Linked DNA regions of Homo sapiens: region 1 is linked to region 2. Evidence: chromatin contacts called from ENCODE Hi-C or POLR2A ChIA-PET data. All regions are on one chromosome and are shown on one strand. The core of a region is the stretch at or near the end of the contact, and the rest is flanking DNA. Distances in the headings are between cores, read along the strand shown.

Region 1 (7,152 bases), core at 3,529-6,028, 37 kb after region 2:
GCTCAATGTCTCAACGTCCAATAACTGCAGAAAGAGTAACAGACATCGTAGGGAAGGGAGGGAATCATAAATCCCTGCTCTGCTATGTACTATCTGTGTGATCTTGAGCAATACACTACTGAACTTTGATTTCTACGTTTGTTAAATAGAGTTAATAATCCCTACCCCTGGCACTAATGAGAGAATTAAAGAAATATGTTCCACAGAGCACAATGCCTGGCACATAGAAAGCACTTGATAAATGGAGGCTATCATTCATTGTTATTTTTATTATTGATGACATCATAGGCCATTGTTTCATGAATTTCAGACTGCAATATTTTTCATATTCATTCTAGCATACCAGATGGTTGCTTAAAAATATCTGAATCACAAAACAGCTTTAGACATTCCATTGAATAAAGCAAATTTATTTTTTAAATTAAAAAGTCTCATATTTTATGTAAGAGATGCCTTTGTAGAGATAGTCTCTTTAAAAACACTACCACATGTTTTGCCACTACTTCTTGACAAAATGTTTTTCAAGAAAAGAAGAAGCGCGCACACACAATTGTTCACTGTCAAGAAAATATATCAAGCCTGAGATGTTAACATTGCCAAAAGATGACAGTATTTGGCAGACCTAAAAGTATTTGTCATCTTAAAAGTATTTATGCAAAAGCAAAAAATAAACAATTCAATATTTTAGTCACTTTAGGTGATTACGGCAAGTCATTAGGTTTTTGTTTAAAATGTTCTTGGAGGAAATGCACCCTTTTCAACCAAGCTAGTTTTATCCTTTTGCATATAAAATTCAAGCCATTTCTTATGTTGTGTCTGTGTTACCTGTGGAGTGTTGGCATTTGCACAATGCAAGAGCTGAACAAAGCCCCTCCCTGCCTGCCCATTTCACCCCTCTCCAATGTTTTTGCAACACATTTTAAATTAAAAGCATTTATTAGCTGAACGACCTTCAGCAACTCACCAACTTCCCAAGACTCAGTCTCCTCCTCTATTAAAAAGTTGAGATGGTGGTAGGGTTGAGGGGAGATAGACTACTAAATCCTGCTTGGCTCACCACACGGGGCTAAGAGAGAACGGATCTGAAAAATCTTTTTGTTAATGGTAAAGCCATTTAAAGGAAAAAAGGAGGTTGGGGAACGTTTAAACCATGAAGCAACAGCTTATTCAACTAAGACTTTCCTCAACGTTTGCCTTCCAGAATCCTTAAATAAATCCTTGTAAGGGAAAAAAAAAAAAAAAGTATTCCTTTTACCTAAATGCAAGTCACTGTACTGTGCTCATGTAGCAGTGGAGGCCAAAATGCTCTCAATGGCTTTCCCTAATGATTTTTTTTTTTCATCAGAATTAAAGAAATGTATGCCCTTTTGAAACTATGAATGTGTATCTTGTGAAGTTATAAATACATTTAGATCCATTTCTCTTCCCTTCTTATAAAGACATTGATGTGTTTTTTCTGACATGCCTCATGAACTCAGTCAATCACAAGTCTTTCTTAATGGAAACCACATGTCTGCCCAGAACTGTGTAATTATAATGCTAGGATTCTTGGCACTGCCAGGAAAAGGGGCATTGTCAAACCAATTAAAGTTTATTTACTTACATACCATTTCTGGATCAGAATGTTCTTTCTTTTATGCTGATGCTGAGAAAATATATATCTCATCAAGTTGTTGCAATTGTTTTTTTTGGACAGATTTACGTTTCTTACCAATTATATTCCTGGTTTTCAGTTCCTTTGCATGTAACTAAAAATTTCTTTAAAAAGACATCTGGGAACAGCATCATGAGATGTTCTGTAAATAAGACTTTGCACATTTCACACCAAAATTACTGTGCTTGTCTATTTTGCTGCTGAAGTGTAATTTTATAGGATTTATCTCCACTAAGGGGTATATTAAGAGCCCTGCTGTTTCTTTCTTTTTTTTTTTTTTTTTTTTTTTTTTTTTGAGACGGAGTCTTGCTCTGTTGCCCAGGCTAGAGTGCAATGGAGCAATCTCGGCTCACTGCAACCTCCGCCTCCTGGGCTCAAGCGATTCTCCTGCCTTAGCCTTCCAAGTAGCCGGGATTACAGGTGCACGCTGCTACACCCAGCTAATTTTTTTGTATTTTAGTAGAGATGGGGTTTCACCTCCGCCTCCTGGGCTCAAGCGATTCTCCTGCCTTAGCCTTCCAAGTAGCCGGGATTACAGGTGCACGCTGCTACACCCAGCTAATTTTTTTGTATTTTAGTAGAGATGGGGTTTCACTGTGTTGCCCAGGCTGGTCTCAAATTCCTGAGCTCAGGCAATCCACCCACCTCAGCCTCCCAAAGTGCTAGGATTACAGGCATGAGCCACCATGCCTGGCCCTGTTTCTTTTAGACTTGTTAGGGATTGAGTGTGACCTACAAAGAGGTCTCTGGTTGGTATCTGGCACAACTACTGAATCGATGGATTATCAAGGGGGAAAAGTTTCTTAAAATCCTAGTGTTTTCCCTCTGAAAACAGGGATAAAAATTCTACTCACAGGCATAGCAATGGTGATGAGAAATACCATGATTAGTAGAGAAAATAGTGGAATAAATATTTGGAGTTAGACATCAACTACTCAAAGGGCAAGTCATTTCACTACTCTGAGCCTTCTTTTCTTGTCTGTAAAATGGAACTAACAATACTCATCCTATGAGTTCAAGGGATTGCTCCAAATGTAAAATGACATAAGGAGAAAGCACGTGTAAAGATTATCACTGCCAATCTCTCTGACTCTGTCCAGCCTTCCAAGTCTAAGTCGAGAACCAAGATCACAAACCAGCAAAAGCAAAACCAAGGAACAAACTTCATCTCAGATCATGGTCAGACCTAAAGGATTAAACAGACTGATGGAACATCTCAAATTCCAGTCCAACTGGGGAGGAAAGGGCAAGTCAAAATGTAAGTCTGTCCTAGGTAAATAGGCAGGCAGACAAGGAATTTGCAAATGCCTATGGTTGTCTCCGTCACTTTAAGCATTGTGGATAAATGACCCCAGTTATCATCACAGCAGGTGGGAAGATGGGTGAGTTACTTGGGTTCTCCTATCTCATTCTATGCTGGTTCCTGCACCTCAGCCAAACCCCCTCATGTGGTGGGTTAATCATTCCCCTTCCTGCAGGTGGGTGCGTCTCAGAAGGAGAACAACATGAGCTACATCTCTATCCCACCAACTTAAATAACTGTGAGATTCCTCTTTAACTTCCCCACCCAGGAAAGACAAAGGGGAAACTCCAACAATATGAATAGACCAAAGAACACTCTAATTTTCTATAAGTACAATGAGCGATCTGATTCCAGATATTATTTGGGTACTGTGTACAGTGGCTTTGCCCAAACCCAGCAAGCAAGCCAACCTCAGCCTCTTTTAACTCTTGATCTTAGAGTCAAGGGGCCTTTCAACTTACAAAATCCACTAAGTCTAAATGTGTCTTGTTAAAGGGAGCTGTGAAAACACAACATAAGCAAGAGTGACACAACCTGCGGAGCTGTCACCTGACATCATAATCTACTAATGACAACTCTGGAACATCCCTTGCACGCCTTTTGAGTAAAGTATAATATTTCTTGGAACTCTACGCCTAAGATTTTGCCTGGCTTTAACACTTATAATCATATGAGCCAGAAGTCTCATAACGAGAGTGACTGATCTTGCATTACCATTTTACATTTTATCATTGGAATGGTTATTTTATCAGAAATTCATTTCAACCTCAAAATCCCAAACATGTCATTACATTAAGAGATCCAGTAGGGCAAAAAACACAGTTTTGCTCAAACTAATATGGCAGAAAATTCATGGATGACTTTTTGCATTAGGCAAGAATTCTTCACTCTTGACAATGCCAAACAACAAAGTTCTCTAAGTTCATTTTGATTATCAAAAATTTATTCTGAATTTAACACTTCAGAAATGAATCAGTGACATGAGAGTCACACTTTCAGACTCCAGCAATACACAGAGAAAGCACTGATCCCTCTGACGAGTTCTCAGCTATCAATCAAGAGAAGCCAGGGCCTTCTAATTGGTTACCCTCTGCTTTGCCCAATAAGGCATCCACTTATATCCTGGTCAAGCTTTGAGGAAAACTCATCTTCTGTCTCAGAGTTCATTTCCTCCTTGATGGGAGAATTTGGGGAATAGGAGTAAGTAGTAGAAAATTGGAGAAAGAGCATGCCAGGTGCTACCCCAGATTTTCCTTTTTCTACTTCTCCCCAATAACACATTGTCCTTGGATTCTTACTAGTGGCATAAAATCACCTGAACCTAAGTATTGGTGGTGTCTTCATGATACAGTCATATTTTATTTAACAAGGCACAATGGTTTCATGTGGAATAGTCACTGCAGGGGAAACTTTTAGGCACAGTAGCAGATCAATGCTAGGGGGACGCTCATATGCTTGGCTTAGAACTGCTGTGAATTCAGCAGCAAATGCACAGGTGTCAGGATTCGGTGACTATATAATCTCCAAGGCTCTTCTGAGTCCTGAGTCTAAAAAGCTAAATAATCTTCCAGTGCAAGAGAGGCTCTTGACACCCCTCAGTGTGGTGTTGAGGAAAAAGCCCCGAACAGGGCATCCTGTGGAGAGCAGAATGACTCCAGGATCTGCCATTTGTTAAGCTCTGTGAGCTTGGATATATGCCTTACCCTCTCCGACCTTCTTACAGGGTCATTGTAAGGATTAACTGGATGATTTAAGAAAGAACCCAGCACCCTGCCTGGCACAGGATCACTGCATGATAAAAATCTCAGTTCCTTCTTTCTTCATATCACAGTGCACTCTGTGCTACTCCACCTATGGGGAGGGTGGCCCTTGCCTGAAACGATGAGCTAAGAAAGATGATCTCATCTTCGGTCACAGACTCGCAATGCAATTTTATCACATGACGTGCAGAGCCCCCCAAAACATATTAGTGAAACCTACTAGATTCCAGAGGTGCAATAACGGTGTCAAGTGCTGCATGAAGAGGACTTAGACTCCCTGAGGATCTCGGCCCTGTTTCTAGCTGTCTGGCCTCCAGCCTAGGAGAATACAAACAGCTATAACAGATTCTGGGCCCCAAATCCAACTTTAATTTACTGGTGACCTCATGGCTTTCAGGAGCATTACACAGGACTTATCTGGAATTCACTCTTTCCAACACCCTTTCTTTTATTAGAGAAATCTGATGATCATGCTGATTTATCAGATCTTTTTATCTAGAAAGGAATTTTTCTGGAAGTACTTAGTGTTGTTTTAACCAGATCAACAAACATGTCCGGGACTTTATAAATAACTTGTAAGCATGTAATGTCTTAATATACTTCCTGGGTAAATTAGTGATGGCTTTGCTACAATTTTCTCTAATTTTTATGAAATTTTTAACTAACTCTCACTTTATAAGTTAACCATAAAGATTGTTGTCTAGATTTGGACAGTTGTGATTTCTGTCTTTTACCCAGAAGTAAGGGGCAAAGGATATTGTTTCACTTTCTTCAAATTTGGTTTCTGAAAGTAACTTTAAAATGTGAGCTTATTCTAAATTACTTAATTCAGTTCTGGGTGTACATTTCTAAGGTTGTGGGGAGGCCAAAGACATGTAGTATTGGTGGAAAGTGAGGCGAATCTTAACACAATTTCTTGAAAACACTTAATATTTAGTAAAAATCCACTTAAGCAGCCTTACAGGAACTGGACACTTCTACCATTTATTACTGAGTTTCTAGTTTAAAGACAACAAATGCAAGGAATTATGATACTCAAGCCCATTCCTAATAAAAGAAGGCTCACATCTTACGTGTCTAAATATTTAAAAGCTATAAAACAAGCTAGCAAACTTTTAAATGAAATATGTTATACCTCCTGTCTTGACAAATACTTCTTTATAACAACCTGGAAAGCCAACTTCGATTGTAGAATTTTCAGTTCTTCAATGTTCCTCTCAAGTAGTCAGTGGCATAGGGAGGCCAGCCCCAACTACACCCCATCCTCTTCTCTTTCCACCTCTGGCTCTGATCCAAATCTCAAGGATCAGAACACAGCACACGTATGAACACAGCAGTGCTCACATCCAATCTCCCTCCTCATCCTCCACAAAAGCCCTTTGTCTACTCCTCAAGACTCAGGGTGCACACATGAGTACACCCTGCAGAACCAAGCCTTGAAAGTGAACTCAGGGCCTTTGGAGCAGTGAATTCCTGGGTCCCAAGAACGCTGAGCAACATCTTACAAGAGTGGGCAGTTTCCAGGTGGCCCCAGGGGTCTCTCACTCCCTGAGGAGAGCCAGACTGGGACCCTCTAAAGAGCAGAGGCCAGGCGGAGGACCCTTGAACTGGGTCTGTGAGCAGTGCTGGACATTCAGCCCCATTCCGAATAAATACTTCACATTCTACGTAGCTAAGTATTAAATATTTTGCAGTTTCCAGTTATCTAAAAATTGCTAATCCACATACATAGAGTTGTTTATCCTCCGTCTACTCCTCAATTCCCCAAAATCCAGATTCTACCCTCAATGCATAAATTAAGCTGCTTTAAATTCACCAATGATGCCCATTCTGCCAAATCCAACTGACTCCCTATAGCTCTTTTCTTCCCATTACTTCTTTCTGGGTCTTGTTGAATCCATTCCTGATTTTCACTGGTGCTTGTCCTTACGCCATGCAAATTTATTCTCCAAACTAACACAATAGTAGTTAATGAATGAAGCACATGTAACATGTCATCCCTCTTGTAAAACCCTCCAGTGGATCCCTGTGGCCCAAAGGAAGAAGTCCAAGCCTCCCAGACACAGGCCTTTGCTAGCTCTACAGCAGGCTCTCCCTCTACTCCTTACCTCAACGCTCATGTTCTTGCAGCGTCAAAGCACTCCTCACATCATTTTTGCATTCAACAGGAATTTACCAGATACCCACTATGTGCCCCCTCAAGGAATGTTTTATACCTTTGCATATGTTGTTCTCTCTACTGTAAATGGCCCTGTCCTGCCACCATTTCCTTCCCCTCCCCTGCTACCTCCTCCTCATTCTGAAAGGCTCAATTCAGGACACTGACCTCCTCTAGGAAATCTTCCATCATATTACCTCCCATCAATTAGGACAGCCATTCCTTTTTTCCATGCTCCCAATGTCTCCTCCTTGCATCGCTTTCACTATACTCTATC
Region 2 (7,678 bases), core at 1,136-3,635:
TAATTAAATAAATATAAATGTGTGTGTGTGTGTGTGTGTGTGTGTGTGTGTGTGTGTGTGTGTGTGTCTTTCAGATTTAGAAATTTGCCCAAGGTCACAAAGCTAATAAATGGCAAAGGCAAGATTTGAACCCATGTCAAACTCCAGCAACACACTCCAGTCCACAGTCTTGTAGTACCAAGGAGGCTTCTACTTTGGAGCGACACGGTGTGTCACAGGCTTTTCAGATCAAGTTCTATGCTGCAGTTTCCTTTCACTGAGATGCAGCCTAATGGTCTCTGAATGTTTTTCACCAGGAGGAGAATGAGAGCTGAGAGTAACTTTCCCTGAAAGGACATTTGTAACCATTAAAAGAAAGAGAACTCAAAAAGAAGTTCAAGAGGGTTTTCAAAACTGGACTTTTAACTGGAAGCTTAATTGCAGGATGTACCTTAGAATGCACGCACACATAGACACACACACACACACGCACACACACACACGCACGCACACTTTCAGATATTCCTTCTAAAATAGCTCTTGACAATTTGTTTCAAATCATGAAATCACGACCTTAAGGTCTTCCAAGTTATCTTCAACCATCCAAACAATTAATTCTTTGAGAAAGACATACTTACTAAAAGAAAAAAGAAGTTGAAAATATTGAAAATATTATAGAAAGGTTCCAATGGAATTAACCAGAAGAGAAGGTTCTAGATGTTAAGCATGTACTACCACTCCCACTACCTCTGCCACCAACACTTCTTTTTTTTTTTTTTTTTTTTTTGAGATGGAGTCTCGCTCTGTCGCCCAGGCTGGAGTGCAGTGGCGCGATCTGGGCTCACTGCAAACTCCACCTCCCGGGTTCACACCATTCTCCTGCCTCAGCCTCCGGAGTAGCTGGGACTACAGGCGCCTGCCACCACGCCCAGCTAATTTTTTGTATTTTTAGTAGAGACCGGGTTTCACCGTGTTAGCCAAGATGGTCTCGATCTCCTGACCCTGTGATCCACCTGTCTAGGCCTCCCAAAGTGCTGGGATTACAGGCGTGAGCCACACTTCTAATGAAAAATGCTAGCAGCTCCCAATTACTAAGAACTCTGTGCCAAGCTCTCTGCTGAGTGCTTTCTATACATTATACCATTCACTCTTCACAAGCGCCCTGTGAGATAGACATTATTATCCCCATTTTACAGATGAGAAAACTGAGGCTTCATAAATTTAAACATTACTTGAACAGCCAATAAAATTATAGATATTTACCAGACTTTTCTGTAAGGTATTATTAATACAATGGTAAGCACTGTCATGGATGCAAGAAAATACTGGAATTTAAATGACAAAGATTAAGTCACATAAGAAATGAAAATTGATGAGGCAGGTCTAAGCAGGAAGTCCCAAGAGGGCAGGAACCAAATCTGTTTTGTTGCAAATTAGGTCTGGCATAATATCTGGCCTATAGGAGATGCTGAATCAACAGTTGTAGCTAAATGTAGAAAACAATACGTAGCAAGTGAGTATATTAGAACTCTCTGAACATTTTATCTCCAGAGCACTTGGTTAATCAAGGTTCAAGAAAAAAATGGTCCCAACTCTGCCACTACCATTTCAAAGCTCCTTGACCCAGGGTGTTTCAGGTAAGCCATAGTTCCATGGCATGTGCCTCTTCTTTTTATTTGGGTCTGGCACCAGAGGCTGAATCAGAAAATCTCCATTTCCCTTTGTCCCTATTCTGCCATGGACGCTTCCTCTGCCAAACATTTCATAGTTCCTTTATGGCCGCATGATATTTTTCAAGGGAAATGATTGGCAAACAGCCAATACCCCTAATGCAGAAAAGATGCCAACATCACTCCCAGGTTTAAATACCTTCAAGGAGACCCTCAACTGAAGTGGTCCTTACAACCAATCTGACTTTTTTTCACTCTCTTTTTGTGGGAATATCTTTTACACGAGGCTTAGAGGGAAAAAGGAAAAAATAATAATAAGAAAACGTAAAGAAAAAGAAAACCTGCCTGAAATGAAAAATTCCAATCTTGCCTCTGTAAAAATCCTTCAAGCCCAGTCAGCTGCCCCTCCCCCTTGATCCAAGCCTCTGTGTTTCCCGGCAAAGAGGTTAGAAAGCTGTTGAAAAACATTCTCCTGCTGAATTGAGACTGACATCTGACAGAGCTCGGTGGTGTCCTAACTTGAGTGAATTTAAATGACAAGCTTGGCTTTATAAGTAAGGGATCCTCTTTTACAATAGAACAGCATGATTGCTTCATGGCAGAGGGGGAAAAGAGGGAGAATCAAAGTTTTCTTCAAATCCCCAGTGGTGCCATTGACCTGTCAGAAGGTTGTGACCCACTCCTGTTAATCCATGCAAATCAGATGCCTCCAATTTGCGGTGCTGATTGGAGTACCACACCTTTAAATTCAGGAAGCGGCCTTAGAGTGAGGTTCCGATCACAGAGTTCAGTTCACCTCTCATTTTTTTCTTCTTCAAAAACATGATGACAGCTGACTTCCTTCCCGCCCTGCCCTTACTCAGTCAGGGAAGACTGTCTGATGGTTTCCTGATTAGCATCAAGGCAAAAGCAGCATGTTTTTCATAGGCTATCGCTATTACCTAAATTATAGGCCTGTTGCTCTCAGCATTTTCCCCCCACAGACAGGTTAATATACACATCCCACTGGTATTATTGCTTTGCGAAGTCACCCAGTCATTTTTATGACATAGAGGGGAGAAGGCCTGGAATTCCCCGGAAGAGGCTTCAGATCCAGATGAGAGACTCTTACACAACCAGAAACGCCGTTTTCTAACCATCCCATTCAAAACTTAACAACACTTCCCACGTTCAATGCCATGTGCCGTGCATATTTTAAACCATGGGTAATTTCAAGCAGAAACATTCAGAAAAAGAAAATGAAAAGGCTGGTATTTTGGATATCAGGAATATGTGATTGCCCACACGATTCGCACATTACTCAAGTTGTCCCCAAGTCATCTTGAACTGGCTACTTAAACAATGTAAGTGACCAGAATTTTTGTGCATCATATCAAGGTAATTCAAAATTCTAGTGAGAGGAGGGATTATTTAAAGGACTTCAGTGAATTTGCATTTTCCAAAGCTTGGAAAATAACTTTCTTAAAGAACCCCTGAACCATTAACATATCTGAGGAATAAATAATTGTAATAACCATTTGCCCATATTTTAGAAAATATACTATTCCTAACACCAAAAAAAGATGCCAAACATAAAACAAATCGAAATAAACTAAAACAAAAATATAAAGAAAAACTCTAGCTCTACTTAAGAATTTTTTTTTTTTTTTTGAGACGGAGTCTTACTCTGTCACCCTAGTTGGAGTGCAGTGGCTTGATCTCAGCTCACTGCAACCTCTGTCTCCAGCGTTCAAGAGATTCTTCTGCCTCAGCCTCCTGAGTAGCTGGGATTACAGGAGTGTGCCACCACACCTGGAAGATTTTTGTATTTTTAGTAGAGATGGGGTTTCACCATGTTGACCAAGCTTGTCTGAATCTCCTGACCTCAGGCAATCTGTCTGCCTCGGCCTCCCAAAGTGCTGGGATTACCGGCCTGAGCCACCAGGCCTGTTCAAGAATTTTAAAGACATAAATAATATATAATTCTTTCAAAATAGGAAGACTTTTAAGACAAAAGAATATATATGTATGTATATATATATATACTTTCAAGATAGAAAGACTCAATTTAGTAGAGATGTCAACTTCCCTAGTCTTTAATACATTACTCAACTTTCTAAAGACATTATTTTAACCAAAAATATGATTCATTCATATACAAGAATAAATAAGCAATAATAGTCATGAAAATGGGGGATGATTATATAATTAAAACACATTATACAGCCATAGCAATTAAAATCATGCAGTAAGAGAATCAAACTAGATCGACCAATCAATGGAACAGAACAGAAAGCCATGTGCCTATATATCCCTAGTTAGGGTGGCTATTCAAAATAGCAGAATTGACACCTACATTGTCCCTGGAGCTCCAGTCTGGAAGACATAATACCACACTCACTCCTTTAAATGCACCAGAGAAGCCCCTTTAAATTGATAGAGAAGGGTCTGAACTGAGGGGGAAGGAAAGGAGGGGACACTTAGAGCAGCAGATATTTACCAATCAGCATGGAAGCATTTTAAGATTTTAATAAGGGCTATAGTCATATTGTAAGTATCAGTGGAATATCTACCCTATATTTACTGATAATAAATGAGGCATTCTAAATCATTAAGAGAAAGTGAGCTTATTCAAAAATTGCCACTTAAATAAATGTTATTCAGAAAAAAATTGCTGTATCTAATTTATTTCTAAAAATAAATTATAGAAACACTAAAGAGGTTACATGTAAAAAGTGAAATCAACAAAGAACTAAAAGAAAATATAGGTGAAGATTTATCTGACCCTAGAGTAAAGAAGACATTGTTAAGCACAAAGCAAAAGAAAGACTCTAAAACTGGAAATGATTAATAGACTTAAGTATATTAAAATTGTACATCTCTGTAAAAAAAAATTTAAATTGAAGGGCAAACTGGAGGAAAATGTTTGAAAAATGTTTTTAAAAAATAGGTTCTCTAATGGTTTTTAAATATATCCACAAATTCTTCAAGAGGTGGAACTTCGTTTCTCTCTCCTGAATGTGGGCTAGAGTTAGTGACTTGCTCTTAACAAATAGAAGAAGACAAAAAGTGCAATGTGTGACTTCCAAGACTAGGTCAAAAAGGCCTGTCAGTTTCCTGTTTGCTCTCTGTAGGCTCACTCAGTGTGGGAGAAGCTGGCTGCCATGTCATCAGGATACCCAATCAGCCCCGGAAAGGCCTTGTATCAAGAAACTGAGGCCTCAGGCCAATAGCCCTGTGAACGAACTACCTTGGAAACAGATCTCCCAGCCCCGGTCGAGCCTTCAGATTGCTACATCTGACCTGAAATTCTTGTGAGACAATAAATGTTTATTTTTTGAAACCTAAATAAAAGCCCATAAGGGAAAAAAATAAGGGAGAAAATGAATAGGCAATTCACCAAAATATGCATATAAATGGCCAAAAACACAAAGAAAAATATTCGAGCTCAGTATTCAACCTCAGCAATAATCACAAAATATAAATACTATATTTCAGTTTACCAAGTTGGTACAAGTTTCTAAATGAGGTCCTTTGAGGACGCCAGTGAACTGCACTGTCTTAACACATAGTGAAAGTGTAAACAGTATAACCTTTTTGGAGGGCAATTTAGCCACATATATCAGAAGGCTTAAAAATGATCATCTCCTTCAATTCAAAGATTACACTTTGAGGAATTAAGCTTAAAGGAAAAAAAAATCATATTCAACCCAAAGATACACAAGGTGGCTCATTGCTGATTTTAACAATTGCAAAAAATTGAAAACTGACTACAGACTCTACAACAGAGTAAATAACTTATAGCCATAGGATGTAACGCTGTGCAACTATGTGTTTAAAAAATTATGAGATACACTATAATATTCACAATAAAAGAAAAAAGCAAGTCACAAAACAGCATAATCCAATTTTGTAAATACACAGTTCTGATATATACAGAGAAAATATTCTGAAAAAAATACAGATGTTAAAAAGATGATTTTTCCAAATTTTTGGATAAAAGATAATTTTTTCTTTCCAGTCTGTATTCTTTTAAATTCTCTACAGAGAATGTAAGTTACTCTTTTAATTTATTTTCTAAAAAATAAAAATCATTTTAGGAACAAGAGATAAATTATGTGCTTACCACCTACCACTAAGTAAAACTCCGACCAGTGGAGGTCATTTCTATTTTCTCAATAATTATTTCTTTATCTAAGCTTCTGAGGGAAAGAGAGCGAATTTTTTTAGGAAGAGAGAAAAATGAAATTTTGAAATCCTAGAAAGTCTTATTCCAGATGAAACAGGGAAAGCTTGATACTTTTTGTATAAACCTGAGTGGTTAGTGGCACAAATGCATCAACCCCATTTGTTTACACCTTGCATCTGTGCCGATGCACAGGCCGATCAACCATCTTTCCATACAAACGCTGAAGGTTACCAATTGTCACAGATTTGGACTGCTATCGATGGCAGCACAGGACTGTGTTTAAGTGATCTGATAAAGCCGGTGGCAGCTTGAGGGGCGGTATGCTTCCAAAATACGTAAACAACATTGTCAACAACTAGCCCATCCCATAAATGTAGCCCCCTTCTCAGATGTTTTGAAAATAAAATAGGCATCTCTTGCTTACCTTCCTGTAGGCCCCAAACAAAACAAACAATCACATTAAACTCAGAGCTTCCAATTCAAAAGCCTTGGAAACCAAGCCAATAACATAATGAAGTGAAGCTGCCAAGAGGCTGGGGACCGAGGCAAGCAGAGGACCATATACCCCATCTACAAGGCAACAACACCACAATGGCCAAACGAAACGCTTCCCCAAGCTCAATATGATCACAGTTGCCAGTTTGCAACTTTGACTCTGCACACTCCCTAGGAAGAGTTTCTAGAATCATGAAGTTTCTCAGTGCTATAAACCAGAGTGTCATTATAGAAAGCTTTGTTTTATCAGAGTACAACTTCTTATGTTCTATTCACTTTCCTCAGTTAACTAGCATTGCTTTCTGTACTGGGCTTATAAGAGAATGAAAGTAAATACTTTTTAAAGCCTACAAAGCCCATATAGGTACTTACAGTTCAGGGTGAAGAACAGTATATTAGAAGTCTGAGAGCAAGGTATAAATCTCGCCTGCGGGACTAAAAAGGTATAGGACTTCGAGCCATCTCTGCAGCCTCCCTTTCCACTTCTTTAAGGATGGGGTTTTATCAGATCGTGGGTAAGTTTCATACTGACTCAAAAGGCCCACAATTCTAAAATTTAGGAAAACAACTCAGTGACACCCCAGAGTGAGTTCACATCTAGCCCAACCTCCTGTACCTCCTATAACACTGCCCTATAGACAGACCACTATTTACCAAAAAAGATGATGAAATCCTTTTCCACCAGCAAAGCTGAAAAAGCATAACAGATCACTCCATTTCCCTGGCATTCTGGCCAGTCAAGGTTTTACTACAATCACGTATCTCCTTAACTTCTTCGGTGGCTTATAGCTTATATTTTCACTTACAGACTGTGGAGGTCCAGGAATGAATGATATTCACTAAAGAATACTATCCTCAAATGTCTGTTCCACCACTAGCCAATTATGGTATCCCACCAGATCTGAATTTCTAAAGAAAGGTTCTCTACACACTAGAGTCTTAAAAATGTTCAGAGGTTTACCACAAAAAAAACAAACATTTTCCAACAGATTTGCAATGATACTTTGCTATTAACTTTTACGGAATGACAGTACAGGTTCTTTGAAGGTTTCATCTCCTACATTGGATGACAGTAAGAACATCTTCAGAACTGACCCCTACGACATGCCACAATTCAAGCTTAGAGAATACTCCGAAGTCCATGACAAAGGCTTCTCCCTCCAACTGAAAAAACAACTTTCCTACCTCTTCTACCAGTTATAGGCCTCTGCCTACACACAAAACATATCACAAAGCATGCAATGTAGAATCACAAATAGAACGACCCCAGGGATCCTGTGCTTTTAAAGGTGCTACTAGGGAAGCTGGTGGTCACCTGATCCCCTTTGTAACTTGGGTAGGAAAAAAACAAAGATATTAAATCGAA

The links. A loop is a pair of places that touch in the nucleus more often than their neighbours do. ChIA-PET counts read pairs that join two places held with the same protein, here RNA polymerase II (POLR2A). Pooled maps may share reads with other maps.
Region 1: a loop to region 2 is called in a map of B cell, with 2.1 times the contacts of the local background. The contact joins two enhancer-like sites. A Hi-C loop is called at or near these places in 6 of 168 maps with a recorded cell type or tissue (B cell, CD4-positive, alpha-beta T cell, CD4-positive, alpha-beta memory T cell and 3 more), 20 of 37 single-sample maps with no recorded cell type and 6 of 50 pooled maps. POLR2A ChIA-PET finds 5 or more read pairs at or near these places in 5 of 52 experiments (GM12878, OCI-LY7, activated B cell and 2 more).

What each region holds. Positions count from the first base shown.
Region 1 is chr5:158,990,998-158,998,149 of GRCh38, forward strand. All of the region lies in intron 6 of EBF1 (EBF transcription factor 1), which reads right to left. Among named protein-coding and RNA genes, the nearest start is that of EBF1, 110 kb to the right of the region's middle. Within about 2 kb of position 4,779, at least 4 of the 41 ENCODE cell types and tissues checked have a DNase peak (open chromatin) inside an H3K27ac peak, as active enhancers do; they include B cell, where a contact is called at or near this core.
Region 2 is chr5:158,956,011-158,963,688 of GRCh38, forward strand. All of the region lies in intron 6 of EBF1 (EBF transcription factor 1), which reads right to left. Among named protein-coding and RNA genes, the nearest start is that of EBF1, 140 kb to the right of the region's middle. RefSeq lists enhancers at 1,810-2,672, 2,401-2,470, 2,501-2,550. Within about 2 kb of position 2,386, at least 5 of the 41 ENCODE cell types and tissues checked have a DNase peak (open chromatin) inside an H3K27ac peak, as active enhancers do; they include B cell, where a contact is called at or near this core.